2 separate regions of the Homo sapiens genome follow, and region 1 is linked to region 2. The links are chromatin loops, found by intact Hi-C in ENCODE. Cell type or tissue: OCI-LY7. All regions are shown on one strand. Each heading gives the region's core, and the rest is flanking DNA. Links, peaks and the distances in the headings are about the cores only. Region 1 has its middle 130 kb from the start of SNX7. Region 2 holds the start of LINC01708 (long intergenic non-protein coding RNA 1708).

Region 1 (16,125 bases), core at 2,932-10,931, 690 kb before region 2:
CAAGAAGTTCTTTGACACCAACGAGAACAAAGAGACAATGTACCAGAATCTCTGGGACACAGCTAAAGCAGTGTTAAGAGGGAAATTTATAGCACTAAGTGCCCACATCAGAAAGCTTGAAAGATCTCAAATTGACACCCTAAGGTCACAATTAAAAGAGCTAGAAAGGCAAGAACAAACTAATCTAAAAGCTAGGAGAAGATAAGAAATAATTAAGGTCAGAGAAGAATTGAAGGAGATAGAGCCATGAAAAACTCTTTAAAAAATCAATGAATTCAGGGGCTGGTTTTTTGAAAAAAATTAACAAAATAGACCACTAGCTAGACTAATAAAGAAGAAAAGAGGGAAGAATCAGATAGACACAACAAAAAATAATAAATGAGGTATCACCACGGACCCCACAGAAATACAAACTACCATCAGAGAATACCATAAACACCTCTGTGCAAATAAACTAGAAAATCTAGAAGAAATGGATAAATTCCTGGAAACATACACTCTCCCAAGACTAAACCAGGAAGAAGTCGAATCCCTGAGTAGACCAATAACAAGTTCTTAAATTGGGGCTGCAATTAATAGCCTACCAACCATAAAAACCCCAGGACCAGAAGGATTCACAGCTGAATTCTACCAGAAATATAAAGAAGAGCTGGTATCATTCCTTCAGAAAATATTCCAAACAATTGAAAAGAAGGGACTCCTCCCTAACTAATTTTATGAGAGCTGCATCATCCTGATACCAAAACTGGAAAGAGACACACACAAAAAAGAAAACTTCAGACCAATATCCCTGATGAACATCAGTGTGAAAATCCTAAAAAAAAATACTGGCAAACCATATCCAGCAGAACATCAAAAAACTTATCCACCACGATCAAGGCAGCTTCATCCCTGGGAGGCAAGGCTGGCTCAACATATGCAAATCATTAAATGTAATCCATCACATAAACAGAACTAGGCAAAAATTACATGACTATCTCATAGATGGAGAAAAGGCCTTTGATAAAGTTCCACATCCTTGCACGGTAAAAACTCTCAATAAACTAGGTACTGATGGAACATATCTCAAAATAATAAGAGCTATTTATGACAAACCCACAGCCAATATCATACTGAATGGGCAAAAGCTGAAAGCATTCCCTTTGAAAACTGGTACAAGAAAAGGATGCCTCCTCTCACCACTCCTATTCAACATAGTATTGGAAGTTCTGGCCAGGGCTATCAGGCAAGAGAAAGAAATAAACATATTCAAATAGGAAGAGAGGAAGTCAAATTGTCTCTGTTTGCAGACGACATGATTGTATATTTAGAAAACCCCATGATCTCAGCCCAAAAATTCCTTCAACTGATAAGCAACTTCAGCAAAGTCTCAGGATACAAAATGAATGTGCAAAAATCACAAGCATTCCTTTATGCCAACAATAGACAAGCAGAGAGTGAAATCATGAATGAACTCCCATTCACAATTGCTACAAAGAGAATAAAATACCTTGGAATACAGCTAACTAGAGATGTGAATGACCTCTTCAAGGAGAAATACAAACCACTGCTCAAGGAAATAAGAGAGGACACAAGCAAATGGAAAAATATTTCATCCTCATGGATAAGAAGAATCAATATCATGAAAATGGCCATACTGACCAAAGTAACTTATGGATTCAATGCTATTCCCATCAAGCTACCAATGACTTTCTTCACAGAATTAGAAATCTACTTTAAATTTCATAGGGAATGAAAGAAAACCTCGTATAGCCAAGAAAATCCTAAGCAAAAAGACAAAGCTGGAGGCATCACACTACCTGACTTCAAACTATACTAAGTCTACAGTAACCCAAACAGCTTACTACTGGTACCAAAACAGACATACAGACCAAGGGAACAGAATAGAGACCTCAGAAATAACACCACACATCTACTACCATCTGATCCTCGACAAACCTGACAAAAACAAGCAATGGGGAAAGGATTTCCTATTCAGTAAATGGTGCTGGGAAAACTCGCTAGCCATATGCAGAAAACTGCAACTGGACCTCTTCTTTATGCCTTATACAAAAATTAACTCAAGATGAATTAAAGACTTAAATGTAAAACCCAAAACCATAAAAACCCTAGAAGAAAATCTAGGCAATACCATTCAGGACATAGGCATGGACAAAATTTCATGACGAAAACGCCAAAAGCAATTGCGACAAAAGCTGAAATTGACAAATGAGATCTAATTAAACTAAAAAGCTTCTGTATAGCAAAAGAAAATATTATCATAGTGAACAGGCAACCTACATAATGGAAGAAAATTTTTGCAATCTACCCATCTGACAAATGTTGAATATCCAGTACTTACAAGGAACTTAAACAAATTTACAAAAAAAAAAAAAAAAACCATGAAAAAGTGGACAAAGGATACAAACAGACACTTCTCAAAATAAGACATTTATGTGGCCAAGAAACATATGAAAAAAAACTCAACATCTCTGATTATTAGAGAAATGCAAATCAAAACCACAATGAGATACCATCTCTTGCCAGTCAGATGGTGATTATTAAAAAGTCAAGAAACAATAGATGCTGGTGAGGCTTGGATAAATAGGAGCGCTTTTACACTGTTGGTGGGAATGTAAATTAGTTCAACCATTGTGGAAGATGGTATGGTTTTGGTTCTAGATCAAGGATCTAGAACCAAAAATATCATTTGACCCAGCAATCCCATTACTGAGTATATACCCAAAGGAATATAATTCATTCTACTATGAAGACACATGCACACATGTGTTTATTGCAGCACTATTCAAATAGCAAAGACATGGAACCAACCCAAATGCCCATCAATGACAGACTGGATAAAGAAAATGTGGTACATAAACATTACGGAATACTGTGCAGCCATAAGAAGGAATGAGATCATGTCCTTTGCAGGGACTTGGATGAAGCTGGAAGCCATCATCCTCAACAAACTAACACAGGAACAGAAAACCAAATACTGCATGTTCTCACTCATAAGTGGGAGATGAACAGTGATAACATGTGGACACAGGGTGGGGAACAACACACACCAGGGCCTGTTGGTGGGTGGAGGGTGAAGAAAGGGAACATAGAGGACAGGTCAATAGGTGTAGCAAACCACCATGGCACACATATACCTATGTAACAAACCTGCAAGTTCTGCACATGTATCCTGGAACTTAAAGTAAAATTTAAAAAAAATACTGAAAAAGAAAAAATATTTATAGGTCTATTATATAGTTATAACTATTATTAATATTTGCCATAACTTACCTACATTTTTGTACGTAAGTACATGTTATAATAATACTATGTAAAACTGTGTATCTTGCTTTTTTCACTTGATATTAAAGAAGAAATTTTTGTACTAAATATTGATTTTAATAGCCATTATAAATTCAATCATTTAGACATACCATAATTTATTACCAATCTCCTGTTGCTGTATGTTTACATAGTTTTAAATGTTCCACTATTATAAATAATATTGCAGTATTCATCTTTTGAATAAAGCTGCTTTCTTGGGAAAGTTTCTCTGAGTTGGAATTATTTTCTTAAGCATATCTGTAACCTAAAAATGTCTCTTTCTAGCATAAGAATTCATTATTATCTACTGAGCACTTACAATGCAACATACCAAGATACCGTTATGGCATAAATTATGCTTTGGGTGGTTGCATATTTACATGTGTTAAGTTGGTGCAAAAGTAATTGGTTTTACTTTTTGCAATACTTTTGCACCAACCTAATATGTCTCTCCCATCAGACTATGGGAGTCTCCCATTGGACTATGTCCTGAGGGCAGGACATTTGTCTTTCATCCTTGTATTTCTGACACTCAATGTAATATCAGGAAAATGGATCATAACCAATACTTGAACTGAAATTAGAATAAAAATATGGACTGTTATCAAACTCACACTTCACTTTCATCATAATCTCAGGTGAGGCCAGTAGTTCTGATAGGAACAGGAGGCAGGGAAATTCTTGGCAGAAGAGAGTGGGTCCCCAGTGAGGGCCCCACCCTCAAGCCTGGAACCGCGGCCCAAAATGAGAACATACATTCCTGCTTTCCTGCTTCAATAATGCCTTTTCCAAAACCACCCGTGGCCCGCCCTGTCCCCTATCCTGTGCCCATTAAAAACCCCGGGCTCTCCAGCAGAAAGAGGAGGAGAGGGGAAGCAATTGAATGTCAGAGACTGTGGTTGGATGTCAGAGAGAAGAGGCTTGACTTCAGAGGGATAGCTTGATGGTGTAGCTTTGGAAAGTAGTCCCTCTGAGTAGGGCTGGACTCCAGGAGAAGATTACCTCCCCACTGCATCCCCTTTTCATCTCCTCTTCCTGCTGAGAGCCACTTTGATTGGCAATAAACCATCGCCCCCCCCCATTTCCATCTCCAATTTGTTCCTGCAACATCATTCCTCTTGGACACTGGACAAGAACTCCAGTGCAGGTGCAAAAGGCTGTCACACTGACCCTCCACTGAGCTGTTAACACTTAAGCCAACTGCAGATGGCAAGCTAAACAAGCACTGAGTGTAACACTCCTTCTGTAACACTCCTTCTGGGGCTTCAAGAGTCCCAGGCATCCCCCTAGACGCTGCTGTGGGGGCAATACGGAATTCATTCCTGCTGGCACCCAAAAGTGCTTGCCCTGGATCCTGCACCTGCTCACCTGTGCGCCCCCTCTTGTGAGGGGTAGAATGCAGTGAGTTCATGTGAGTGGAGTTTGTCCCTGCTGCCACTGAAGCACCCAGCTAGGTCCAGCGCCCGTGTACTCCAGTTCCTGCCCACAAAGGGGTCACGGAGATTTCCTGCTTCAGTTAAGAGTTTTACCTTCACCCATATTTGACATTTTCCAGTCACTGTGAATTTGGCTGTTATATAGTCTGTGTGTTTTCATCCAATTCGATGGTGCTGTTTATTTAAACACACACACACACACACACACACATAAGATATTCTCTAAATTGTGTAATAATGTGCCTGCATTTTACTGGAGATGGCTCCCCACTGAAAACTATTAATCCCACCACAAATATGTTTACTTTTTGAGATTCAAAAACCAAAAATAGTGATAGGATCTTTGACTTTATCTCTGTGTTTGGTCTTGCTACCAACTGCCAACTGATTTTGAGATTCCAAAGGAAAATCTTTTCATATGTGCCTTCTGAGCATTGCATACTTTATGTCCTAAGAATTTAGGATTCAACTAGCTCTGCTCTGAGGGTGGGGTGTTTTGGTTTATAGAAATATTGAGGCAGCAATGCATCAGCAAGTTTGTATTGGGAAGAGAGATGAATATTTCAAGCTCATATTCATACTGCCTTGGGAGGAATTTGTAATCTGGATCCCACAGCTGTTGCTAAGTGAACCAATGGGGTCGTTTTCCTCTGGCTAAGCCAGTAGGGGGTTCCCAAAGCCTGTCTCTCCTGCAAGATGCTCTCTGCATTTTTATTACTTGCTATAGCCTTAACAACTGTGTTTGGAAATGCATGATTTTTTTCAAAAAAACCCTCTTATAAATTATGTATGTCTCTATTGACTTAAAATCACACTCATTCACAGGTTCTGTGTTTGGGAGAAAACAAAGAGCATTTGGATGGGGCTGGATTCTTAAAACATTTCTCAAGACAGGGAGCTAAAAGGAAAGACTAACTTATCTGAGTATTATATGTGAGGGTTTCTGAGGTGATTTCATAAAATCTGGGGAGGGGGGAGTTGTGTGCCTAGCATGCTGAGATGGGGTCCATCCGTTTTATCTGCCTCTCCTTGGTAGCACTGTGCTGCTTCAAAAATGGACTCTAGATCTTAAGGCTGGAAGGCTTTGTGATGGCATGAGGCTGTCAGCTAAGGGACAGTAGAAGGGATCACGTTTTAGAGGAAAGAATTTTTTATAAAGTAGACATTGGGGACAAACAGTTTGTGCCAAATTTTCTATATCACTATGCAGCTCACAGCAAAACAGTGCTTTGCATATAGTAGGTTCTCTGCAAATCTTTGTTAGTCTCCTATTGTATTCTTTGGTTTTAGATTTGAGGAATTCCTTGGGTCTGTTTAATTCGTTTACTTTTGAAGGATAAACACATAAAGATATATTAGCAAGATATGGTTATATAATATAAACATAGCAGCCTCTGAAAACACTTGCTGTTTTTTTGTTTCCATGAAACTTGCTTTAGAAAGAAAAAAAATCAAGATTTTCCCCGATATTGTTCTCGTTTTTAGAGTTTCTCACTTTAATCTGAAAGGAGGCATTGAGTTCTTTGAGTCACACTGTTCTTATCCTTGACCCACTTAATTCCTAAAGTTGATTTCTTGTTTTTAAAATGCACATTACATCATCTGTTTGTATGAATAATTGCAAAAAAATGAACTTATGGTTAAAAATCCCCTGTGATTCAAAAAGCTGGTTTTTATGACTTTTAAGTGTGCAATATTGAGTTGATGAACATCATAAGTCTTTTTTTTAATTTAACAGCAATATATTTCCCTCACTGAGCTTTGACCGGGTCTTATGAAGAGGATTCTCAAGTGGAGCCTCAGAGAGCAAGGCAGTCATTATTGACTTTACTAAAGCTTTTGTGAATATATGTTGCCATATCACCAACATTTCCGTGATTTAAATTCAACACTAAATTGGCTCTGGTAATGTTAACCAACAGATTGGATGCAATTCCAGTAGCACATATTCTGACATCTTATCTAACGGATCTTAGCTGTTCTCCTGCAGAAATAAGTTTGGAGCAGGGCTGCAATGCAACCTTAATTATGGGGTAGATGGGCCAGCTACAATAGGATGTTCTGCTGCTAGATGTTCTGTTCCAGAGAAGGATGCAGTCAGTTCAAGCTGTTTTTGACTGATGTTTCAGATTGTGGTCTAGTAAACAGGTCTGAAAATAGCTACTTTTTTAAAGACTGTAAATTCCTGTAAATTAGGGTATGATTTAAAAATTAACCCTAAAAAGAATAAGTGTTGAAGGATGGAGCAACTTTCAGTTTTGAATTACTAGCTGGATGCAGTAGTACTCCATTCTTAAAAGACAAGGAAGCGGGTCATTAGAGAGGATGCATCTAAATGCTATGTGTCAGAAAGGAAAGGAAAATGGAGTTTCTTTACTGCTGAAAAACTGTGTAATTAGCTGAGATAACAAGCATTGATATTTATTGTTGTGGAATGCAAGGAAGAAACTGAAAAACAAAACTCCTGGTGTCTCCACTCCACATCTGCTGAACTAATTTGGGGGTAATTTTATCATTTTAATCTGCATGTTGCTCTTCCCCAGTTGCTAAAGTACCCTGGTGCATACCAGATGTCAGACATTTAATGAGGCCTCCGAGGTTTGGGATAAATTTGATTGCAGGTGTTTAATGGCTGTCAGGCCTTTGGACAAACCCGTAAGCTGGTGGTTCCTGGTTTGCAATGATTCACAGTACTCAACTCTTTAGTAAATGTTAGTGGCCATTCTAGCCACTAGGAGGAGCTGGAGGCTACTCCATCCACTACTCAACAGGCAAGACTGGTCCAGATGTAAGAGCAAAAGATTTTACTGTAGTAGGGTACTACGGAGTCAGTACTATAAAAGATGGATTTAGATCTCAGCCCATAAAGATATGACTTGAAGGAGCATATAGTGGTTAAGAGTGATGGTTCCTAGGGTCTAGGTTTCAAGTCCTGCAAAATAGCAAATTTTCCTAAGTCTCAGTTTCCTCAACTTTGAAACAAAGTTAGTATTAGTACCTATCCCTTAGGTTGTTGTGAGCAAGAAATAAGATAATCCAGGTAAAGAACTTAGCTACACTGTTAGTACTGCCTCATTAAATTTATATATATATATAGTGATCTGATGCTTAGGTGTTCACTTTATCTTGGGGAATCCTCTTCTGTAGAGCTTGGATTCCAGCTAAGGTAGATGATGACTTGATCACCTATGCTAGGATCATCAGTTCCCTTACAGATGTAGTTTAGCCTAGTACTTTGAAGCACAGATTCTAGAGGCATACAGTTCTGAGTTGGAGTCCTGGTTTGGACACTTAGTAACTCTGTGACCTTGGGAAGGTTATTTAATCTTGTTAGATCTCAGTTTTCGTAATCTTTATATGAATAAAACAATAATAACTTAGTTACGTAGTTGTTAGGATTACAATGAAATGACTCTTGGAACTATGTTTTCAATAGTATCTCGTGCATGGTAGTACTCAATAAATGTTTTCTAGTATTATTATTCCTTACTCCCAATACTTTATTTACTTAAAAAAAATCTTCTGTTCTCTCTATTATACTTTACTTCAAAATTTCAGACATCATTGGCTATAGAAAATTTTTTTATAAGACAAGTAGGTCTTCCCATTTCCCCTGAACTAATTACAACTTTGATTCTGATCATCTCTACCTCGGTCACTTTAAGATTACAGACTGTTGGATCAGAATATACAGTGTTCATTTTCTTATTCTTAGATGTCTCACATTTTAGCTAACATGCCTGGATTTGAAGACCTGTTAAATGTGATATTGTGAGAAAGAACCTCTCAACATTAGTTTCCTCATCCTTAAAAAGGGACTAATAATATCTAATTTATAGCATTGCATTTTAAAATACTCTTATTTGGGTAAAGCACAGTGCCTGGCACATGGTAGGCACTCAAAAAATGAGCCAGATTGCTGAGGAAGATGGGGGTTGAGGGGCCAAGGGGTTCACATAAATTTTCACCTGGCTTCTTAATTTAATCCTTTCTCTTCCTTCCTTTGGGATAGATGTTTTCTCCTTTGTCCATTTTTATTTCCATTACTTTCCATGCCACTAGATCCAACCTCAAAATCTACCAGCCATTAAGTAAGGAAATATAAGCTGGTGCCAGTTGTATTGATCACTGATGCTTTGGTATTTTCATTGCTGATGGGAACAGTAAACAAGAACTGAATACATTGTTTAGATTCTCAAGAAAGTCAAACATTAGGGGGCTGTCAGGCTAGGATGGAAATCCGTGGACCATTATGGTTGGAAAAGGGCAAGGAGCCGATGGTCAGGGCCAAGTAGGAAGACATTTGGTGTATCAACGTATAAGGGACTCTAAAACAACTACAGCCCTTGAAGACATGGTGCCATTTAATTCAGGTTTCTACATGTAATTCCTTTTGTAGCTGGCCTCTTTCATAGTTTGGCTTCTGCCAAATTGAAGTGCACTTTGGAGTGAAAATTAAAACAAAACAAAGCATTCCTTGCCACCTGTGATGGATCTCTGTTGAGAATTTTTCCAACAGGTGACAATCACTCTGAGAACAGCCAGTTGACAGCTGCCTGAAGTCAGCAGTTAGAGCTGAAATTGAAAAATGCATGTGATAGTGCTGTTTAGTGAGAACTGGAAATTTTACCCCTAAACTTTAAATGCTCTAATATACCTGCCAAGATGTTTTCTGATTTAGAATATTGCAAAAGAAACTAAAAAGAGAGAAAGAACTACCGAGAAGGTAAAAACATTTTGCTGACATAAAAGACACTAGAAAAGAGCTTTCAATGGTACTTTGAACAGAACTTTGTAATATATTCTTATAAGGTACTTCTATATTCATGCATATAAACTATGAATAAAGAAAACTACAAAAGAAAAGAATATTCCAAATTAAGTTAGAATATTACATTAAATGCAGTGCATGTGACTATCTTAGTTATCTTAAATACAATGAAAGAAGTATAAAAAGACACTTTCTCTCTATTTTAATAAATAATTGTTGGATGGATATTTTGGAGATAGTGGTTTAGATGTGCATGGAATTACTAGCTAGTCCAATTTATCCATATGTCTAGATGTGACTCTGGTATGGAGTACAAGATATTCTGTTATGAAGTTAGATGAGCTGTCTCTGCTTTGATAAGAAATAGGCTACTAATATGTCTAGTGATAGAGATGCTGAGAGTTAATCCTGGATAACAAATGAAGGGGAAATTAAGTGAAAATGTTAGCAACACTGAACTCGACAAGGTTCGTTTTGCTATGTCACATTCCATAAGTGTTGACTCATCATCTCTAACATATCCTCTAAAGTTGGTGAAGATCCTTTTATCTGTTTTTAAGGGATGTGATCACAGACAGAAATTTTATTTTATGTATTTGCTACTTCTAGCATCTACAGCTAGTTACTGGAATCTCTGTATTCCAATTAAAAGTTTCTGGGAATAAATGGGACGGGAGTGGAGAGCAGAGAAAGTAAAATGCCCTGTGTGGATCAGGTTGAACAAGGCATGGGGCCATGAGTTAAAGTTCTTTAAGGGTAACTCATGGGTAGGGGAAGGAGAGGGGTTGAGAAGATGTGGTAGGCTGCGCACCCAACCCCAAGTGTGTCAAAAATACATTCCCTTTACAAATGAGGAAATGAGGCTCTGTTTTCCTCACTGTTTAGGATCTGAGTGCGATCTGAAGGCTCTGAGCCTTCAGGCAATTAAAAGGTAATTCAAGGTAATTCAAAGTGAGAATGGTAGTCATTGTTAAAATACACGTGGCAAAGTCCATCAATGTGTTGATAACTACTGTAATACTTTTTGAAATATTAAATTCTGTCACATATATTTTTCTTATTTTTGTGTGTGTCTGTTTTATTGTTCTCTAAGCATATCAACTAGGGAATAGGCAAGTCCTTCACCACTCAGAAGAAAATCCTATGCTACTCTGAAGGATGAAAAATGAAAGCACTGACTTTTAAGTTCTTTGTGGTTTCCTGAATATAGACTTTGTCTTAGAAGAGGTTTTGTGAATTGGGGAACTTTTTTCCTAGTGGCATATGATAATATGGGGCTTTTTGCTTTCTGGTACGTAATGCCCCAAAAACCGTATTTAATGAGAAAATATAGCATGATTTATAATCCATTCAAAGGCATTCAAACACAGATTTATTTTTTATGTTAATTGAAGGCTGAAGGGTAACTTTTGTTGCTTAGATTAACAGTAAGCAGAGCTTTCAAATAAACTACTTTTGATGTATTGAGTATCAAATGTATTGAGTATTGATGTATTGAGTTACAAATACATGAGTCTTGCCCTTGTTTAAATGACCTGAGCTCCCTTTCTGTTTCTTTGGAGAGGGGATAACTAGATAACATTGAACATAAATGAAACATATTCAAAGTTAATTGTCTTTCCTTTTCTGTGATGACCAATCTTTCCTTTTTTGTATTTTTATTGATTTACCATAGTTGTACATATTTTGGGGGTACATGTGATATTTTGATACATGTACAAAACATGTAGTCATCAAATCAGAATAATTGGGATATCTGTTACCTCAAACATTTATCTTTTCTTTATGTTGGAAGCATTATAATTCTTCTCCTCCAGCTATTTTGAAATATTCAATAAATTATTGTTAACTGCAATATCCCTGTTGTTCTGTCAAATACTAGAATGTATTCCTTCAATCTAACTGAATTTTTGTACCCTTAACCAACTTCTTTTTATCCCTTCCCTCTTCCCTTCCCAGACTCTGGGGACCACCATTCTACTCTCTCCTTCCGTGAGATCCATTTTTTTTTAGTCCCCACATATAAGCAAGAACATGAAATGTTCTCTTGTCTTTCTGTGCCTGGCTTATTTCACTTAATGTGCCACCTCTAGTGGCATCCATGTTGTTACAAATGACAGGATTTCATTATTTGTATGGCTGAATAATATTCCATTGTAGAATACTTTTCTGTATTCATTCATCTGTTGTTGTACACATAGGTTGACTCCATATTTTAGCTGTTGTGAATTGTGGTGTAAGAGCCATGTGAGTGTAGATATCTTGTTGATGTACTAACTTCCTTTTTTTTTTTTGACAGAGTCTAGGCTGGAGTGCAGTGGCGTGATCTCGACTCACTGCAACCCTGCCTCCCAGATTCAAGCGATTCTCCTGCCTCAGCCTCCCAAATAGCTGGGATTACAGGTGCGTGCCACCACACCCAGCTAATTTTGTTTTCTTAGTAGAGATGGGGCTTCATCATGTTGGCCAGGGTGGTCTTGATCTCCTGACCTCATGATCTGCCCGCCTCGGCCTCCCCAAACTAACTTCCTTTCTTTTGGATACATATCCAGTAGTGGGATTGCTGGAGCATATGGTAATTTTATTTTTAGATTTTTGAGGAAACTCCGTACTGTTTTCCTTAATGGGTGTACTAATTTACAGTCTCACCAGCAGTGTACAAGCATTCCTCTTTCTCTCCATCCTCACCAGCATTTATTTTTTGTCTTTTTGATAGTAGCCATCCTAACTGGGGTGAGATAACGCTTTATTATAGATTGCATTTCCCTGATGATTAGCGGTGTTGAGCTTTTTTTTTTTTTTTTTCCCCAAGATACTGGTTGACCATCTCCTTTTTTTTTGAACTTTTATTTTATATTCAGGGGGTGCATGTGCAGGTTTGTTACCTGGGTTACTGACAGATGCTGAGGTTTGTGTTACAAATGTTCACATCACCCAGGTTCTGAGCATAGCACCTAATAGTTACTTTTTCAAACCTTGCTCCCCTTCTTCCTCCCTCTGGTAGTCCCCAGTTTCTATTGTTGCCATCTCTATGGCCATGAGTACCCAATGTTGAGTTCCCTCTTGTAAGTGAGAACATGTAGTATTTGGTTTTCTGTTGCTGCATTAATTCACTTAGGATAATGGCCTCCAGCTCCATCCATTTTGCTGCAAAAGACATGATTTCATCCTTTTTATGGCTTCATAGTATTCCATGGTATACATGTACCACATTTTCTTTATCCAGTCCACCATTGATGGGCACCTAGGTTGATCTCCTGTTTTTGCTATTGTGAATAGTATTGTGGTGAACATGTGAGTGCATGTGTCTTTTTGGTAGAATGATTTTTTTTTTCTTTTTGATATACCCCTAGTAATGGCATTGCTGGGTCAAATGATAGTTCTGTTTTAAGTTCATTAAGAAATCCCCAAACTGCTTTCCACAGTGGTTGAACTAATTTACATTCTCACCAGCAGTGTATAAGTGTCCCCTGTTCTCTGCAATCTTACCAGCATCTGTTATTTTTTGACTTTTTAATAATAGCTGTTCTGATTGGTGTGAGATGGTATCTCATTATGGTTTTGATTTGCATTACTCTGATGATTAGTGATGTTGAGCACATTTTCATAAGTTTGCTGGCTGCTTGTATGTCTTGTTTCGACAAAATACATGGTTCCACAAGTATTTTGCTCATTTTTTTAATGGGGTTATTTGTTTTCTACTTATTCAATTAAATTCCGTATAGATTCTGGGTACTAGACCTTTGCCAGATGTGCAGCCTGTGAATATCTTCTACCATTCTCTAGATTGTCTTTTACTCTGTTGAGAGTTTCTTTTGCTGTGCAGAAGCTCTTTAGTTTCATTAGGTCTGACTTGTCAGTTTTTGTTTATATTGTAATTGTTTTTGAGGACTTGGTCTTAATTTCTTTCTCAAAGTTGGTGTCCAGAATGGTGTTTCCTAGGTTTCTTTCTAGGATTCTTACAGTTTGATGGCTTACATTTAAATTTTTAATCCATCTTGAGTTAATTTTTGTATGTGGTTAAAGGCAAGGGTTCAGTTTCATTCTTCTGCATATGGACAGTCAGCTATGCCATTTATTCAATAGTGTCCTTTCCCCATTACTTGTTTTTGTCAACTTTATCAAGATCAGATGGCTTTAGGTGTTCAGCTTTATCTCTGGGTTCTCTATTCTGTTCTGCTGGTCTATGGGTCTGCTTTTGTACCAGTACCATGCTATTTTGGTTACTGTAGCCTTGTAGTATAGTTTGAAGTTGGGTAATGTGATGCCTCTTGTTTTTTTTGTTTGTTTGTTTGTTTGTTTTCTTAGCATTGCTTCAGCTATTCAGGCTCTTTTGTGGTTCCACATGAATTTTTGAAAAGTTTTTTCTAGTTCTGTGAAAAATGACATTGGTAGTTTGATGGGAAGTATATTGAATCTGTAGATTGCTTTGGGCAGTATGGCCACTTTAATAATATTGATTCTTTCAATTCATAAGCATGGAATGTTTTTCCATTTGTTTGTGTTATCTGTGATTTCTGTTAGCAGTGTTTTGTAGTTCTCCTTGTTTTCACTCATGTCCATGTGAAGAGACCACCAAACAGGCTTTGCATGAGCCATAAAGCTTTTAATCTCCTGGGTGCAGGCGGGCTGAGTCCGAAGAGAGAGTCAGCAAAGGGAGATAGGGGTGGGGCCATTTTATAAGATTTGGGTAGGTGAAGGAAAAAGGGGGGTTGTTCTCTGGCAGGCAGGAGTGGGGGTCACAAGGTGCTCAGTGGGGGAGCTTTTAGAGCCAGGAAGAGCCAGGAGAAGGAATTTCACAAGGTAATGTCATCAGTTAAGGCAAGGACTGGCCATTTTCACTTCTTTTGTGGTGGAATATCATCAGTTAAGGCAGGAACAGGCTATTTAAATATCACTTCTTTTGTGATTCTTCAGTTACTTCAGGCCATCTGGATGTATAGTGCAGGTCACAGGGGATATGATGGCTTAGCTTGGGCTCAGAGGCCTGACATTCCTGTCTTCTTATATTAATAAGAAAAATAAAACATAATAGTGTTGAAGTGTTGGGGTGGCAAAAATTTTTGGGGGTGGTATGGAGAGATAATGGGCGATGTTTCTCAGGGCTGCTTCGAGTGGGATTAGGGGTGGCGTGGGAACCTAGAGTGGGAGAGATTAAGCTGCAGGAAGATTTTGTGGTAAGGGGTGATATTGTGGGGTTGTTAGAAGAAACATTTGTCGTATAGAATTCTTGGTGATGGCCTGGATACGGTTTTGTATGAATTGAAAAAAGAACGGAATAAGACAAGGAGAAAAACAGGTATTAAAGGACTAAGAATTGGGAGGACCCAGGATATCCAACTAGAGAGTGCCTAAGGAGGTTCAGCATAGCCCTGCCAGCAAAGATTATTTATTTACTTTAAGAGGGATTTAAGAGTAGCAGTTTGGGGTTAGCACCAAGAGATATCAGCTCTGATGGCTTGGAGAAACAGTGTAAACCAGCAGTGTAAACAAGAGCAGGGCATTAATGAGTAGTTGAGAACGATAAATAGGAGTATGTCTAGACAGCAGATAGTAGGGATGACAAGTTTTTTGTTTTTTTTTTTTTTGGTGGTGGGGTAGGAGGGTGCAGTCCAAGCTGATCTGGTGTCTGGAATGAGACTGGGGCCTAATAAAAAGGAGCATCTATACAGGAGCTCAAATGGGCTGTACCTTGTAGCATTCCGAGGACAGGCCTGAGTTCTGAGAAGGGCAAGTGGTAAAAGTATTGTCCAGTCCTTTTTAAGTTGGTGGCTGAGCTTGGTGAGGTGTGTTTTTAAAAGACCATTAGTTCACTGAATACTAAGAGCCTGAGAAACTGCTTGGGTAATTTGACTAATAAAGGCCAGTCTGTTATAGGACTGTATAGAGGTGGGAAGGCCAAACTGAGGAATTATGTCTGACAGAAGGGAAGAAATGACTGTGGTGGCCTTCTTAGACCCTGTGGGAAAGACCTCTACCTATCCAGTGAAAGTGTCTACCTAGACCAAGAGGTATTTTAGTTTCCTGACTCAGGGCATGTTGAGTAAAGTCAATTTGCCAGTCCTGGGCAGGGGCAAACCCCTGAGCTTGATGTGTAGGGAAGGGAAGGGGCCTGAATAATCCCTGAGGGGTAGTAGAATAGCAGATGGAACACTGAGTAGTTATTTCTTTGAGGACAGATTTCCACGATGGAAAGGAAATGAGAGGTTCTAAGAGGCAGGCTAGTGCTTGTACTATAGCATAGCCCACCTTTGCTGGTGTGTCGCAATTAGGCCTGGTGGAACTGCTATCAGTAAACCAAGTGTGATCAGGGTAAGGAACAGGAAAGAAGGAAATATGGGGAAATGGGGTGAATGTCAGGTCGATCAGAGAGATACAGTCATGCCGGTCAGGTGTGGTATCAGGAATAATGTGGGAGGCCGGATTGAAGTCCAGGCCAGGAACAATGGTAATTGTGGGAGACTCAACAAAGAGTGAGTACAGCTGAAGGAGCCAGGAGACAGTCTATGTGTCAGGTGTGAGGAAGAAAATAGATTTTGGAAGTTACGAGAACTGTAGAGAGTGAGTTGAACATAGTTTGTGATTTTAAGGGCTTCTAAAATATTAGGGCAG
Region 2 (16,125 bases), core at 3,690-11,689:
ACTTCAGAGAAGCCCATTTTCCATTCTCATATGGTCTTTTCTAGCACCTATCAGCTCTGTACTATGCTTGGGGTCTGGGAATGTTCACTGGGAGTGGGAATTCCATGGCTTGAGAGCAGCCTCTCTGGATGTACTTCTAGTTTGCCATTGCCCAAAGATGCTGCCAAGGAAACAGGGCAGGGCTATTCTACTTGTGGGCCCAGCAGCCTCTGCCCCCACCCCAGTCTGAAGCCTCTCCAACCTTCCTTGGTGACCCTGAAGATGACACTCCTATTCTTGCTTCTCCATTTGCAGTGAGTACAGTCTTTTGGAAAAGCAGAAAGGTTGCTTTCAAAAAGTTTCTACTTTCCATTCTGCAAACGTCTTTGAAGCAAAAAACAAAAGTTATCTGCTTAAACTAAGAAGGAACAGAAAAATACAGCAGGAAAAAAAAAACAAATGAATGTCTAGAGACAATTCATGTGGGCAGAACTAGCTCATATAATGTGCCCAACATATATGTATATTGAAAGAATGACTGGATTTGAATTAACTCACAATCCTATTAATGTGTTTTACATGTCTTTGCATGTGTTGACAGGCCTGCATAAATGAATAGAGAATTTTATAGAGAAGGAGAAAGAGAAATCTGACCTGATATTTATGGCCAGCAGAAGAGCAGCCTTTCTGCTTTTTGTCCTGCCTATCATATGACCACATCTAGCTTTAGCTCCATGTCAGCTGTGTACTGCAGACACCACCACCATCGGCTTGGCAAAATAAGAGAAAAATAAATATTCTCTCCATATGACATGAATCCCAGTATGCCTTTTCCACAGGCTAATAATAGTCTGTCTTCCCCTATAAGGTGGACAGGGAGTGTAAATGATTGATTGCAAGGTAGAACAAGACTGTATTTGACCTTTTACCACATGTGAAGTAGAATTGAGAGTTTTAGGTACACTCAGAGTTTAAATCAAGCAAGCTCTAATAGAATCACACACTACAGTGTTTAGATAACCTTCCTTTCGAATAGAAAAAACATTTCCACTTCTCCATTCCAAAGCTGAGGTACATTTTGAAAAATGAGAGATCTATTAGCCTTCTTTATAAAGGGGAAAGAGGAAGAGAAAAAGGTTTTCGGCTGGATTTCTTCTTATTTTTGCAGGAGACATCCAGCAATTGTGCTGTGCTTACAGAAATTTCATGCGACTCTCTAAGGCTACATATTGTCTAATATATGGTTGATACTTAAGAATATCAAATAAAAAACACCGCTTCCTAGGAACTGGGCTCTCTTTCAACTTGAATATTTGGATTTTGCAAAATGTATTTATACCTCCCGGCGCTGAAGTCGATCTGGACTTCAGCAAGTTACCTGTCCTATGGAACTGGCTCTTTTAAGAACAAGCCCCTGGCTCCAGGAAGCACATTTGCTCAAATGTAAGCGGGCTGCAATTGAAGCAATTTGCTCCCTAACCACCTTGTAACAATCTTGTTTCTGATTCTGTGTTCCTTCTCCAGCTCCCCTCCTGCTTTGGCCCTGAAGATTGAGGGACCATTTTATCTGCACTTCAGAAATCCTTTTCATATCCTATTCCTGGCTAGGATGCTGCCTCCTAGACCACTAATTCCATGGACCGTTAATCTGTTAAAGTATTCTCCATCTTGCAACAGACTCATATTTGGCTTTCACAGATACTTCTGACCGCTCATGGCCCCATTTTAAATGAGCCTTAGCCCCATTCCTAAACTGCCTGGATCAGGTTGCTTCATCTCAGAATTTGAATCTTTATCAAAGAATTCTGGTGTTGTATTTCTAGTTGTAAAAGAATCCCAGGATAGCAAGACACAAGACTTGCCCAAGATAGATACCCAGGCCATCATTCCTATCTAATTCATTTCAATCATTGGGAAAGCTAAGTTCTTAAACCAAGATATTCAGCCTTCTTTAAGCAGACTCCTTCATTTAATAGTTGAGGTAGCGAAGTATCATTCTTTTGCGGCACAAACTCCAAAGACCAGCAGGAAAAAATGCTGATATCCTTTTATTCTAAGGATATAGAATACAAGTTATTTAGGTGCTCAGCGAGACATATGCATCCAGAAGCATTAGATTGAATGACACAGTCAACACACGGAGGCACATCTCCACTCTCCTCAACATAAGGAAGCATGATTTCTGGTGTTATAGAAGCTGTTTCTTGACACATTATTGCAGGGAAATGCCCCTGAATTGCAGTTACCAAGTGAAAGCCACATCACATAAGCTATCTGACAAATGAGGAGAAAATCAGGTCACAGAGCATTATTGGAGAGAAAAATAACGTCAAAGTACTCAACCATAAAATTATAGCTGAGAATGCTGTCATAAGTCAGCACCTCTAATGGAAACAGCAAGGCTAGCAATTGTTGCTCAGGTACCTGAGAGGCAATGTTCTACAAGAGCGATGGTCACCCAGAACATCAGTGCTCTCTTTCAGTTGGCTGGTCCCCAGCCTCACCTTCTTCTACCCAATTTGGACCACCTGACCCCACCTTTAGCTTCAGGACTGTTACATCATCAGAAACCAAGCCTAGACTCAGCAATGAGGACTTTAAGAAATTCGTGAGCAATATTTGGATGTGACACTCATTCCAGGCCTGACCTCACTTCATAAGATGCACATTCATAATTGTATCTGGATATTTTTCTTCTGCTCACTCAAATTTTACAGTCTGGATTTTGAAACCAGATGGGTTTAAGTTTTTTCACTGAGGAAATTGTAATATCTGACTTCTTGCCTATAAAGTGGAGATAAAATATTTACTTGCAGAGTTGTTATGAGCATTCACTGAGATGATAAATGTGAATGGGTCTAGCATAGGGTCTAACACATGGTAAGTGCTAAGCTTGCTGCTTTTTAAAATTCCCATACTACAATTCTTCAGTTTCTTTTTCTGTTTTCAGTCTGATGTCTTACTTGTTGACATTATCAATGGCTCATCTCAAAAATTATAATTCTAATTTTTTTTAATTTTACTTCTAAAATTATTTTAGTTTTAATTAAGTATATATTCTTCTAGATGTGCACTCTAATACAGTAGCCACTAGACACATGTGGCTATTTAAATATAAATTTTAATTATTTATTTTAAGTAATATTTAAAAATTCAGTTCCTCCATTGTACTAGCCACATTTCAAGTGCCCTGTGGCCATGTGTGGCCAGTGGCTATTATATTGGATAAAACAAATACAGAATATTGTCATCATGGCAAAAGTTCTGTTTGACAGCTCTGGAAGAGACAAAATCTAAGGAATTTGCTAATATACGCTATTACTTTTCTCTGAACATTTAGTTACATTTTCCTTAATGTATCAACAAATGAGACAGGAAGTTCTAGCCAGAGCAATCGGCAAGAGAAAGAAATAAAAGGCATTCAATAGGAAAAGAAAAAGTCAACTATCTCTCTTCATTGATGGTATTATTCTATATCTAGAAAACCCCAAAGATTCTGCCAAAAGGCTACATGAACTGGTAAATTATTTTAGTACAATTTCAGAGTACAAAATCTATGTAACATATCTATACACCAATAATGTCCAGGTTCAAAGTCAAATCAAAAACATGATCACATTTACAATAACCACAAAGAAAATGAAATACCTAGGAATACAGCTAACCAAGGAAGTGAAAGATCTCTATAAGGAGAACTACAAAACACTGCTGAAAGAAATCAGAGATGATACAAATAAATGGAAAAGCATTCCATGCTCATCAATGTCATTAAAATGGTAATACTGCACAAAACAACACTGGAGAGAGATTTAGTGATTTAACACTATTCTTATCAAATTACCAATGTCATTCCTGATAGAATTAGAAAAAACTATTCTAAAATCTATATGGAACCAAAAAAAAAAGCCCCAATAGCCAAAGCAATCCTAAGCAAAATGTACAAAGCCAGAGACATCACACTACTTGACTTCAAACTACACTATAATGATATAATAACCAGAATAGCATGGTATTGGTACAAAAACAGACACATAAACCAGTGGAACACAATAGAAAACTTAGAAATAAAGCCATACACTTACAACCATCTGATCTTTAATAAGGCAAACAAAAACAAGCAATGGGAAAAGTCCTCATTATTCAATAGTGATGAAATAACTGGCTAGTCATATGTAGAAGAATGAAACTGGACATTTAACTTTTACTATATACAAAAATTAACTACAGATGGTTAAAGTTTTAAGTGTAAGACACCAAACTATAAAAATCCTAGAAGAAAACCTAGGAAATACCCTTCTGAACATCAGTCTTGGCAAATAATTTTTGGCTAAGTTACCAAAAGCAATAGCAATAAAAACAAAAATTGACAAGTGGAATCCAATTAAACTTAAGAGATTCTGAACAGCAAAATAAACTATCAATAGAGTAAACAGACAACCTACAGAATGGGAGAAAATATTTGCAAACTATGCATCTAACAACAGTCTAAGATCCAGAATCTATAGGAACTTAAACAAAAAACAAATAACCCCATTTTTCAAAAATGAGTGAAGGACATGAACAGACACTACTCAAAAGAAGATATACAAGTGGCCAACAAACGTATGAAAAAATGCTCATTCTCACTAATCGCCAGAGAAGTGTAAATCAAAACCACAATGAGCTACCATCTCATACCAGTCGAAATGTCTATTATCAAGAAGTCAAAAAACAACAGATGCTAGTGAGCTTGTAGAGAAAAGGGAATGTTTATACCATTGGTGGGATTGTAAATTAGTTCAGCCATTGTGGAAAGCAGTTTAGAGATTTCTCAAAGAACTTAAAACAGAGCTACCATTCGACCCAGCAATCTCATTACTGAGATATACCCAAAGGAAAATAGATCATTATGCCAAAAAGACACATGCACTCTTATGTTCATCAATGCACTATTTATAATAGCAAAGACATAGAATCAACCTAGGTGTCCAACAATGGTGGATTGGATAAAGAAAATGTGGTACATGTACACCATGGAATATTATGCAGCCATAAAAAGGAATGAAATCATTTCCTCTGCAGCACCATGGATGGAGCTAAAGGCCATAATCCTAAGCGAACTAATGCAGGAACGGAAAACCAAATACTACATGTTCTCACGTACAAGTGGGAGCTAAACATTGAGCACACATGAACATAAACATGGGAATAACAAACACTATAGACTACTAAAGAGGGGAGAGACAGAGGGAGGCATGGGTTGAAAAACTACCTATTGGGTACTATGCTCACTACTTGAGTGCAATAAACCAACATAACAAACCTGCACATGTACCCCCTGTATCTAAAATAAAAGTTGAATTTTTTAAAATGAGACAGATGGTCCAGAGGCCATCTGCTTCTACAACTCACGTTTTTAAACTAAAAATTGTTCATACTTCCTGTGGTCATATGAATAATAAAATTTTCAGTTTTCAGTCTTCTATTCTCAGTTTAGGAAACCAGTGTATAAGAGGAATTAACCTGGGACTTAACCGACCTTTAGAAATGTAAATCACATTCAATATCCTTGGAAGATTTTCAAATATTTCCCGTCAAAAATTTAAGAGTGAACTAAATCTTCCCAAAGATTGGGTCTCAGAATAGTGCCAATGTCTGATACTTTAGGTCCAATTTAATAGAATCCATATTGACTCAGAATAAATCTCTCTTTGTTCCAAACTATTTAAATTATATGATTCTTTGATACTTTGAAGTGCAGCAGAGTAGACAAAGCACTCACAGGTTTCCCAACTTTTACTGCTGGTATCTTTCTGTTGTACCTCCAAAAGGTCATGTACTGACCTTCAAAAAATCTTTCCCTTTTACTTATCTGGGAACCCTTTCTCCAGAGCAGTCGCCAGCTTAGAGTGCAAATCTACCCCATTTAATGGAGAAGATGGTGTGGCATGAAATATAATATTTGCCATTATTCACTATTAGTTCATTCAATCAGCAAATATTATTGAGTACCTGATATATACCAGACCCTTGGCTAAATACTGGGGATATGGCGATAAACAAAATAAACATGACCCTTCTTCTATGGTGCTTAGGGATTAATATAATAGCTCAGTTGGACTTAGATGAATAAAATTATATGACATTTTAAGTTGTTTTATTTTCTTACCTTCAGACTAACTGATTTGTTCTTCTGTAGCCATGTTCAGAGGAAGGAACACTGTTCTACAAGCATCTTCATATTCAAGCTGAAATTACATTCTCCAAAGCCACCCAATCCTGGTCTTACTTATCTAGACACAAATTTGGGCTAAGTCAGCAAGATGGCAAATATCTCATAAACTATCAGTAATTAATTGGTATAGGTATCTGAATTATTCTGAGAAGCTGTACTGAGAAGGACACTGAGGCTACATTTAGTGAGACTGGAGAAAATATTGTGGTCTATTAGCAATATCTTTCCATGAGCTCAATAAATTAGAGTATGACAAATATGCTCAGTTATTTGCATTACCTGGGGGAAAACTCGGAGGTGACGTGGAGAGGTGTAATTCCAGATTAGGAAAGCAGGCAAGGGCCAAGACATAGAAACATGGAAAAGTATGACTTGTTCCCCAAAAGGCAAGTGGTCCAGGTGAATGGAATGCAGGATGGGTAGAGATATGAGAAAAGGGCCAGCGAGGATGTGTGGGCCCAGACTATGGATGACCTTGAATGCCCGGCATCAAGTTTAGATGATTTGTCTGTGAAATTCTCATGTGGTTACCAATCTTTGGTGATTCCCAATCTGAATCAAAGTCACATTCTTTCTGCTATTGGTTTTTCTATAATAAAAAGCTCTCTTTCTCCTCTAAACTTCCTTCTAACCAAGGCATCTGTTCACACATAAATTATCTCATTATCGTTAAAGTTAACATTCTTAAAATTCAACTCTAAATTGGATGGGCTCTATATTTACAGAGAACTAAATTTCAGAATAACCAATAAAACAAGGTGAGTTATGTAATTAGATTGCTGACATAAAGTCCTACCCAAGCTGTTTATGAGAACTATGTTAAGATAGATACATATAGCTCAGCATGTGTTTTTCTTACTCAAAGTAAAGATGAATATATATTTAGTGCACAAAGGATAGAATAATAAAACTATACTAAAAAATCCTGTTCTTTCCAAATGTTTAATTTCTAGTTTCTATGACATAAATGCCTAAATATTCCCTGAATGATTATGCAAAAATAAAATAAAATCTCTTTTTTCCCCCACCAACGTATCTATGTATATGTGTGTGTACATGTGTGTATGTGTGTGTAGGCTAAAGATAAGACAGTAGAAACTAGCTATGAAATTACCAGTGAACAATTTACTGCAACATCTAACATAGCATTCTTATAACTAAAATTACTTAATGTACTAAAGAGTTAAGTTATATAATGCCTACAATTTATATAGTGGAGGTCTCTTCATCTTTTAAAAGGTATACACTGTATGAAGAGGATAATAGTACTTATAGATTTCAAATTGAAAGGCAAATGAAAAAAGAGACTCATGGAAAAAATAATGGCTCAAATGTATTCTGTCAAAGAATAGTCTCAGGATAGAGAATGCAGTCCAAAGAACTGAATATTTGTCTATCTCTGCCCCCTTGTGGTGGTATGTGCCTCTCAGGTAAGATAAGCAAATTTTTGCAGAAGGAAATCAAACACTTCAGGTTTGAAAACAGACATAAGAAAGAGTAAAAATAGAAGTAAATTATTACATTTAACACAGAACAGAATAATTTTACTTCCATCAGTATGTGTATACTTAATAAAATATCTGTGGTTAAATTTTAGGAGCTACTGGACCAGAATAGTTATAAATGTGAAATGCTAAATTAGCCTGAGACAGAAACAAACAGCAAAATTATGGTTAATTTTTATTTTAGATCTTCAAAGTGTTGTAGTGGTAATTATATAGAGATATGTTTTACCCAGAAACTGTGTAGGATTATATGACATATGTTATTCAACCACAATGATGAATGTGTATTGAAGACCTTCTATATGATGGGCACTTGATTAGATCTCAGGGAAAAAAAAGTCAGTACAGTCCTTGACCTCATGGATTCTATGCTTTATGAGGAAAAGAAGACAAGCTACAGATAATCACAATAAAAAATTACAATCTCAAGGTAATGTGTGAAGGAAGAGAATATGGTTCTCTTATATATATTTATTATTCTATTAATAATATTAAATATTAATATATTTATTTATTAGAGCTAATAAAAGAAATAGATCTAGTGTGGGAGGCTAAAATGAAGGAAAGAGTGAGAGAGGCTGTGAATATATGGGAATTGTCTGTAGTTTCTGCTCAATTATGCTGTGAACCTAAAGCTGCTCTAAAAAATAAAGTCTATTTTTAATCAAGGAAGAAAAGCAAGAGGGAAAAAGAGGCACAGCGTGCTGGGATAGGCAGGAGGAGGGGTGCACTAGAAGGTATACAAACAAAGCTCTGGGCAAAACAGTGGCAGAGCACATTCCAGGGCCTTACAGTCAGTGCCTGGAGCCCAGAGAGGGAGAAAGGTGTCCCAGGAGCATGGAAAGGTGTTCAGAAGCCAAAGCTTGCACAACCATCTAGGTCATATAATGAATTTAGGTCTTTAGGAGTAATAGGGAACTACTGAAAGCTTTCAAAGAGTCGGGCAATATAGTCTGTATTTTAGAAATATATTTTAAATATTTTTAAATAAAATCTTAAATGAGGATAAGAGAACACCAAATAATATACGACTTTAATTAAATGTCTGATATGGTTTGGCTCTGTGTCCCCACTCAAATTTCATCTTGTAGTTCCCATGATTCCCACGTGTTGTGGGAGGTACCCAGTGGGAGATAATTGAATCACAGGAGTGTGTGTTTCCTGTGCTGTTCTCGTGATAGTGACTAGGTCTCACGAGATCTGATGGTTTTAAAAATGGGAGTCTTTCCACACAAGCTCTCTCTCTTTGCCTGTTGCCATCCATGTAAGATGTGACTTGCTCCTCATTCCCTTCTGCCATGATTGTGAGGCTTCCCCAACACGTGGAACTGTGAGTTCTCTATTAAACCTCTTTCCTTTGTAAATTGCCCAGTCTTCAGTATGTCTTTATCAGCAGCATGAAAACAGACTAATACAATGTTGGTTCATACATGTAGTGAATGCTTACTAGGTGACAACCTTTGTTCTAAGCTTTGCAGTTTAAAAATGTAATGTTCCCAATTCCATAATGTAGACAATAGACTATTATAGGAGTTTCAACAAAACTTGGACTAGAACCAGGGTAATGGAAATGAATGGACATTTGAAAAACGTCTAGAATAACCAGTGACGGGTTGATTCCTTGTTTCTGGCTTATGCTACTGGATGGATGGTGGCCATATCCTAAATAGAGAATTCTATGGCTCACGCCTGTAATCCCAGAACTTTGGGATGCCAAGATGGGTGGATCATTTGAGGTCAGGAGTTTGAGACCAGCCTGGCCAATATGGTGAAACCCCATATCTACTAAAAATAGAAAAATTAGCTGGGCGTGGTGGCAGGTGCCTGTACTCCCAGCTACTTGGAGGCTGAGGCAGGAGAATCTCTTGAACCCAGAGGTAGAGGTTGCAATGAACTGAGATCATACCAATGCACTCCAGCCTGGGCAATAGAGCGTGACTCTGTCTCAAAAAAAAAAAAAAAAAAAAAAAAAAAAAAAAAGAATGCTAAAAGGAACTAAAGTTTGGAGAGTTCAGATAGCAGGGACCAGAAGAGAAGAATATACCTACATTCAGTCTTGGAAACACTGAATTTGAAGAATTTCTGAGACACCTAAAAGCAGGTATGGGCCAGGTCGAGGAAAGAAGAAAACGTCAAGTCAGAGCAGCTTAAGAAACCTTGGTTAAAAAAGAATAAATGGCTATCACTTAAGAAGACAGCTGATCATCTCAGGGGGAAGAGAAACTTCAATTTCACAGAAGAAATTATGGAAACTGGAGAAGTTGGAAGTTTGGGAAATTTGCTGGTGGCAAATAAGCAGCGAAAAATCACTAAAAATCAGTTCACCACATGGCTTATTTCCTGAAAACCAACCCATCAAACATAGTGACTTAATAAAAATAATCTTATAAATTTTAAGAGAAATATTTTGATTTGATGACTGAATATAAAACAGTACATATGTCATAAGTAAAATTTTAAGTTTCATGTAGAAATTACTCATTTATACTGATTTTTATTCCTTTTAAAATTTCATTTTTTATTGAGCCAACCTTTTAGCATTCATCTGTTTTCATTTACAGTATTTTTAATCTATTTATGTTTTATCCATTTTTTTTGTATCTTTTTCATTTGGTCCATTGTGGTCTTTTTTTTCTTTTTTTATGTGCTTTCATAGAGAATCATTTGCAAATTACTGCCAACCAAGTCAAGAGACCTTAATTGTTCCTTGATAAAAATCACATTTTTAGTTTCATGTGAGATGTGATGGTTTAAACTAATTCTGATTCTTTTGAATGAATTTAAATTTTAATTCTAAATTTTATTTAATTAAAATTTTTCTTTCATTAAACTTCAATTTAAAATTCTGATTTATTTTAGTGCCTGTGAATTTAAATTTAAAGTTCAATCTCCTAATTAAAGTTTAATTTCATCTTAAACTATAAATGCTAGAGATATAAAAGGAAAGCTGGTATGCCATTTGAGGAAGTTGCAGAAGAATAAGGAAAATGCATAAAGTTTACCAAAATAGGAAACGACATTCAGAGATAACTGAAACCATATCTGAGGTAGACAAGAAGTCTCATTACATGTAAAATAACCCCCTCAAAAAAAAAAAAACTGAAAAACAGCTTTTCCTTTGAGAAATTTTAAAAATAAATACTGATTCTTTAGCATTTACAGATTTTTTTGGCCAGGTTCTCAGGTTGGGTTTAACCTTAAAAAGTTAATATCCAGAAAATCATATTTCATCATTGGGTACCAAATTTAAACATCCTAATCACTTTATTACAACTATTTGGGATGAATTGATAAATCTGGTAAATTTGGTGAATCTGTTCATTTGGCAAATGACCATTCAGTGAACTGGTCCTTTAGCAGATATATTTTTAAATTAGGAAGGATCCAATTCACTGTCATAAAAACCAGCTTTCCTTTCTCAAGGCTCTCACAGTCTAGAAGGGGAGATGAATAGGCAAAGGCTTAGAAACTTTTTATAAATATTTAGAAAGGAGCCAAGTGCAGAGCTCTATAGTAGCATAGGAGGGAGGGTAGGTGAGCAGCCAGCTTGACCTCAGGAAACACTTCCCAAGATTCACACTGGTAATGATAATATAGTTATTATTGAAAGAGTTTTCCAACCCATAAAGGAAGAAAAAGACATCATTTCTCAAAGCATGAAAGGGCATGCTATTTTCTGAGAATGGCAAATAATGTTGCATCAGCTTCTGATGCACAGAAGGCATGAATAATGGCAATTGGTAGTAAATGATGATTGAAAAAAAAAGCCTATCACATGCATTTAGGAAGTATATTTAGGAAATAAAATTTTACATTAATTAACAAGACTTAGAACTTGATTGCATTTAGGGGATGAATGAAAAAGCAGATCCCAAGATGATGTGTAATTTCTAATTTGGACAAATAGACAAATTCCTGAGACAGAGGAGCTCAGAGGGACAAATGTTAGAAGGAAAGATTTTAGAGGGAGAGATTATAAGTACAATTTTAGATATGTTACATTTGAGGTGCTTATGTGGGATCTAAATTTAGGATCTCAACTTGAAATTGATGAAATGAATATGGAATTCAAAAGACATGTGTAGATGAGATTTTTTTAAAAACTAGGAATTAGTAGCATATATAGCAATTGAAACTGTAGGAGTAAATGATATTATAAGCAGAATATTTAATGTAAAAAAAAAAAGAAAATTTTAGGGACAGAACCCTGAAGGACACTAGCATTCAAGGACCTGTCAGAAGAAAGAGTCCCCAAAGTTAGACGGAGAAAGAGTGGCTAGAAAAGTAGTGTGGTATGTAACAAACTCTCCTCTAGTGTTTTGGGGAAGAGAGAGTGGTACAGAACTAAATATTTCAGAAAGGTTGAATGATAATCCAAACCAGGAAGCCTCCACTGGATGTGTTACTAGAAAATAGAGGCATTTCATTGGAGTGGTGAGAGCAGAGGGCTTAAAGAGTGAAGGTGAGGAAGTTGAGACAGAAAATGAAGATAATGAAGAAGGAAGCCAAGTTTCATGGAATGGTTTTTCTCAAGATTGTAGGGATATGTGCACATTTAAATGCAGATAAAAAGTGAAAAGAGAATGAGAGAGTTTGAAGATATTCTTGCGTTTTGAGCAAACTGCTTAATTTTTCTCCTCCCAATTCTTTAATCTGAAATATGGGGATATAAAACAATGCCTACATCATGAGATCTAATTGTATAATCCATGCAGGGCTTTGCATATTACCTGGTATATGCTAATCACTTAATAAATACTGGCTAATATTAAATAGCAGAAAGAATAGTATTGGAACAGGAGTAAGGGAAGAGAATGTGAATTTGGATCCATGTCTGTGTATAGATTCAGCATTGGGAGATGTACAGAGTTTCAATCTCATAACCACTATCTCTGTGTCAAGAAAGAGGGGTAGTGGATGCAGAAGTTTCTGAAGGGAATTAAAAGGATTGTATTTGTCATATCTATATGAAGAAGGAAGGAAGGGAATAGACTAAAATTTATCATATATTTTATGAGTCATGCATTAAAATAAGTGCTTTGTTTATATTATCTCATTTAGTTCTCAAAGTAAAGTAGTTATTATTTCCATTTCACAGGTACACAAGCTGAGGTTTCTGTATCAAAGTATTCTGTGGTAACAATGGACTCAAACAATGACTCAACATGGAATAAGTTTATTTCTTGCTCTCCAAACAGTCTAGGAGAGTAACAGGGCTCTTTCTACATAGTCACTGAAGAACTCAAGTCGATAAAATGCTCTGCCACTTTCAACAATATGGCTTCCAAGCTTGGCACAGTCTTCTCCAGCCAAGTGGAAACTAGGAAGGGTTTTTTTTTTTTTTTAATCTTCGTTGTTGTATTTGGCTTATTTGTTTGTTCATTGGCCAGAAAAATGATATGGGCCAGACATGGAAGAAATACCCATAAGTTCTGTTCATATTCTCTGACTAGAAATTAGCCACATGCTACAGGTAACGGTCTCTGCCAGTGTGTTTATTTGTTTGAGGAAGCTTGAGAGCAGGGAAGAAGATTAGGAGTTTATTTTAGAAACATTGCATTAAAGTTTATATGTTCAAGTGAAATATTACCTATAGAGGTACAGCTTAAGAGAGAACCTCAATGGCGTTTTGAGGAGAACCCTGAGGTGTAAAGCAAATAAGACCATCCAGCACTGAAATAAGTAAGGTTGTCAAAAAAGATATTATAGTAGCCATAGAATTGCAACATTTCCACAGACAGCACTAAGAGAATCCCTACCTACTACTTAAAATTTAGTAAGGATAAAATGGGAAAATAGGCCCCAAAATTGTTAAGCAAATACACTAAATTACCCTTCCAAAAACTACAGTAAAGAAAGAAGAAGTAAGAATGGGTAATAATTGATAATACTGTGTGGTTTTCTTCAATCTTATTTTATTTTCTGTCAGTAAAAGCATTTGCTATGCAACTAAATGACATGTAGTAAATGAGACAATATTGCTCAAACTTATGTGGGCTATTTAGTAACCAAAAAAAAATTATTGATGCTGCTGGCAACAAGTTGATAATCTATACTTACTTTTTCTATTGTGTGTGAATCATTTTTCTAATACATGTTCATGCCATATCTCTGTTAACTCTGTAAGCAAAAATGTAAAGCAAGTTAACAAACATTCCAACAACCAAACCCGTAGCCTTAATGGGAATAATGCACAACCCAACAAAATCATAACAATTCTTGTAGAACAAACTCCTCCATGAATATCAGATATAGTAAAAAGAGCAAAAGATCTAGATTCTTGCTCTAGCCATGTAAACATCTGAATAATTTGAGTAAAGTCACTTTTCTTTGAAGGGCTTCCGTTCTTCTATCAGTAAAATGACTCAAGTTGAAACTAGATTAGATTGAATTTACCAAACATTTATTGAACATCTATTGTTAAACCCTGTGCCAAGTACTGGGGGTATAGAGATATTTATGATACAATCCCTGTGTTAAGCTTTTCAACAAAAGTTATTTCTTTCCTGGGCATATGGATAACTAAACTTTCACTCTTACTGTCAAAAGATAAAACCCTATTATTAGTTCTGCTCAATGAAATGTGAATAGCATATGTCTGTGTAGTCCACACTGAGCCAGTAGAAGCCCCTACTCACTTTCTACTCCTTCTGCCATGGAAATATAAGAACAGTCCTTGTATTGAGAAGGTAGAGCCTCAAGTTTGAGGTTGCCTAGATCCCTGAGTCACTGAACAGACGAACACACAGCTGTCCTTGAGAGTTGCCCAGATCTGCGACAGATTCTTGCATCAGTGAGATGTAAACTTTTTTTCTGATAACTAGCATTAACTGCAATAGAGCCTATCACATCTTGACAAAAGAGGCTAGTTAGGAGGCAGACATATGCAAGGTGGTATGCATTTCACTAAGGGAAAAATAAAGTGCATTTAGCAGAGAAAATGAAAAGTAATCTATTATTTCTAAAGATGTCGGGGAAGGTATCATAAATTTAGAATGAGTGTGGCAGTTTAACGAAGCAACTGGAATATAACATTGAGACACAAGAAAGACAGTCAAGGATGGAACCTTGGGGTACACTAACATCTAAGATTTAGATAAAGGCAAGTTAATAAAGAAAACTGAAAAGAGAAGACAAAGGAGCAGAAAGAAATGGTATTCTGGAAACCCAGAAAGGAAAACATTCCAAGAGGAGTCAGAAATTGTCTGTAATGTCAATTGTTGGGAAGTCATGATCTGAAAAGAGACCATTGGATTCAAAATTATGAAAACTTTAAAGATGATATGCAGACTCTAGTGAATGGGAGACAAAAAGGTGGCAAAATATGCTTATAGTAAACACACAATAGCATTTACCAAAGTGTGTTTTGGAAAACATTTACTGCACAAAATTCTCCCCAAAAAGATGGAGGGAGTTGACTGCCGAATACATTTGAGACATGCTGCTGCATACTATATACCTATGAGGGATTTTAAAAATCTATTTGTGATTTCTCACCTTGGGAGATAAGGAAAGGAAAAACAAAAAGTATTATTTGCTTACAAACTCACAATGTCAAGTCAAGAAAACAAAGTAACCTCCTGGGACTTCTCCACAAGTGTTGACCAATAAAGTTTAGTTTCTAGTAGCACTAAATTTTGTTTCACTAAGAAAAACAAAAGCCCTTGAATGTGGACAAATTAGGCTAAATTTTTTAATTAGGTATGTCTTGAAAATAAAAGAATCCATAAAGTATGTTTTCCCTTCTCACAAAGCACATTTGTGGTTTGCTAGCCTGAGCGCAATTACAAGCTTCGGCCGATTTTTGCAACTTTCCTTTTCTCTAATTTGTAAAATGGAGATAAGAATAACACAGATTTCAAAGAGTTGTTTTGAAGAGTCAGTGAGAGAAAACATGAAAGCACTTAGAATATTGCCTGACATATAGGGAATGCTCAATAAATATGAACTATGACCATTATTAAACTTTTCATATCTCCTTCAGCATCAAGCTGGCACACAGCAGAACGCAAATCATCTGGGCTCCCTGATGAAGTGTTGCTATTGACCCTTGGCAGTCAATGTACCATCCATGCATAATTTACACACTAATAATCAAGAGTTGACAGAGGAACTATTATATTTGGTTACTTCAGTTTCAAGTGGAGATATCTGAACTTGAGAACTGTCAATCTAGCCATGATTTTCACAGAACTATCCTTGTGGTATTTGATCATTTAATCCACCTAATTGCATGAAAATAGAATAATTTAATGCATATTCCTAATTGGGATTCACACCTAAACAAACCCACATGTTCCTAAATGAGTGTGCGGTGAGTCTGTGCTTTTCTGTCATTACTCCAACCATTGCATTAAATTGTTAAGAAACCTATTTTCTGAAAGGAAACTATAGGAAAATATCTAGCCATTTTCTTAATTAAAGAGC

The links. Hi-C counts contacts between places; a loop is a spot of excess contacts. Peaks named below come from ENCODE experiments on the same cell type or tissue, not always from the same donor. Only the 100,000 strongest peaks of a DNase experiment are listed, where the experiment ranks them.
Region 1: it touches region 2 in a loop (4-fold over the local background); 23 of 110 quality-filtered maps call a loop at or near these places.

What each region holds. Positions count from the first base shown.
Region 1 is chr1:98,786,993-98,803,117 of GRCh38, forward strand. No RefSeq gene overlaps it. Among named protein-coding and RNA genes, the nearest start is that of SNX7, 130 kb to the left of the region's middle. In OCI-LY7, for the core only: CTCF peaks have their summits at 7,473 (motif pointing right) and 7,672; a DNase peak (open chromatin) is centred at 7,479.
Region 2 is chr1:99,473,987-99,490,111 of GRCh38, forward strand. LINC01708 (long intergenic non-protein coding RNA 1708) reads right to left here and starts at 13,818. Exons shown (of 3, transcript NR_125951.2): 1 at 13,759-13,818; 2 at 6,128-6,251. RefSeq lists a silencer at 14,334-14,534. In OCI-LY7, for the core only: CTCF peaks have their summits at 7,602 (motif pointing left) and 7,803; a DNase peak (open chromatin) is centred at 7,605.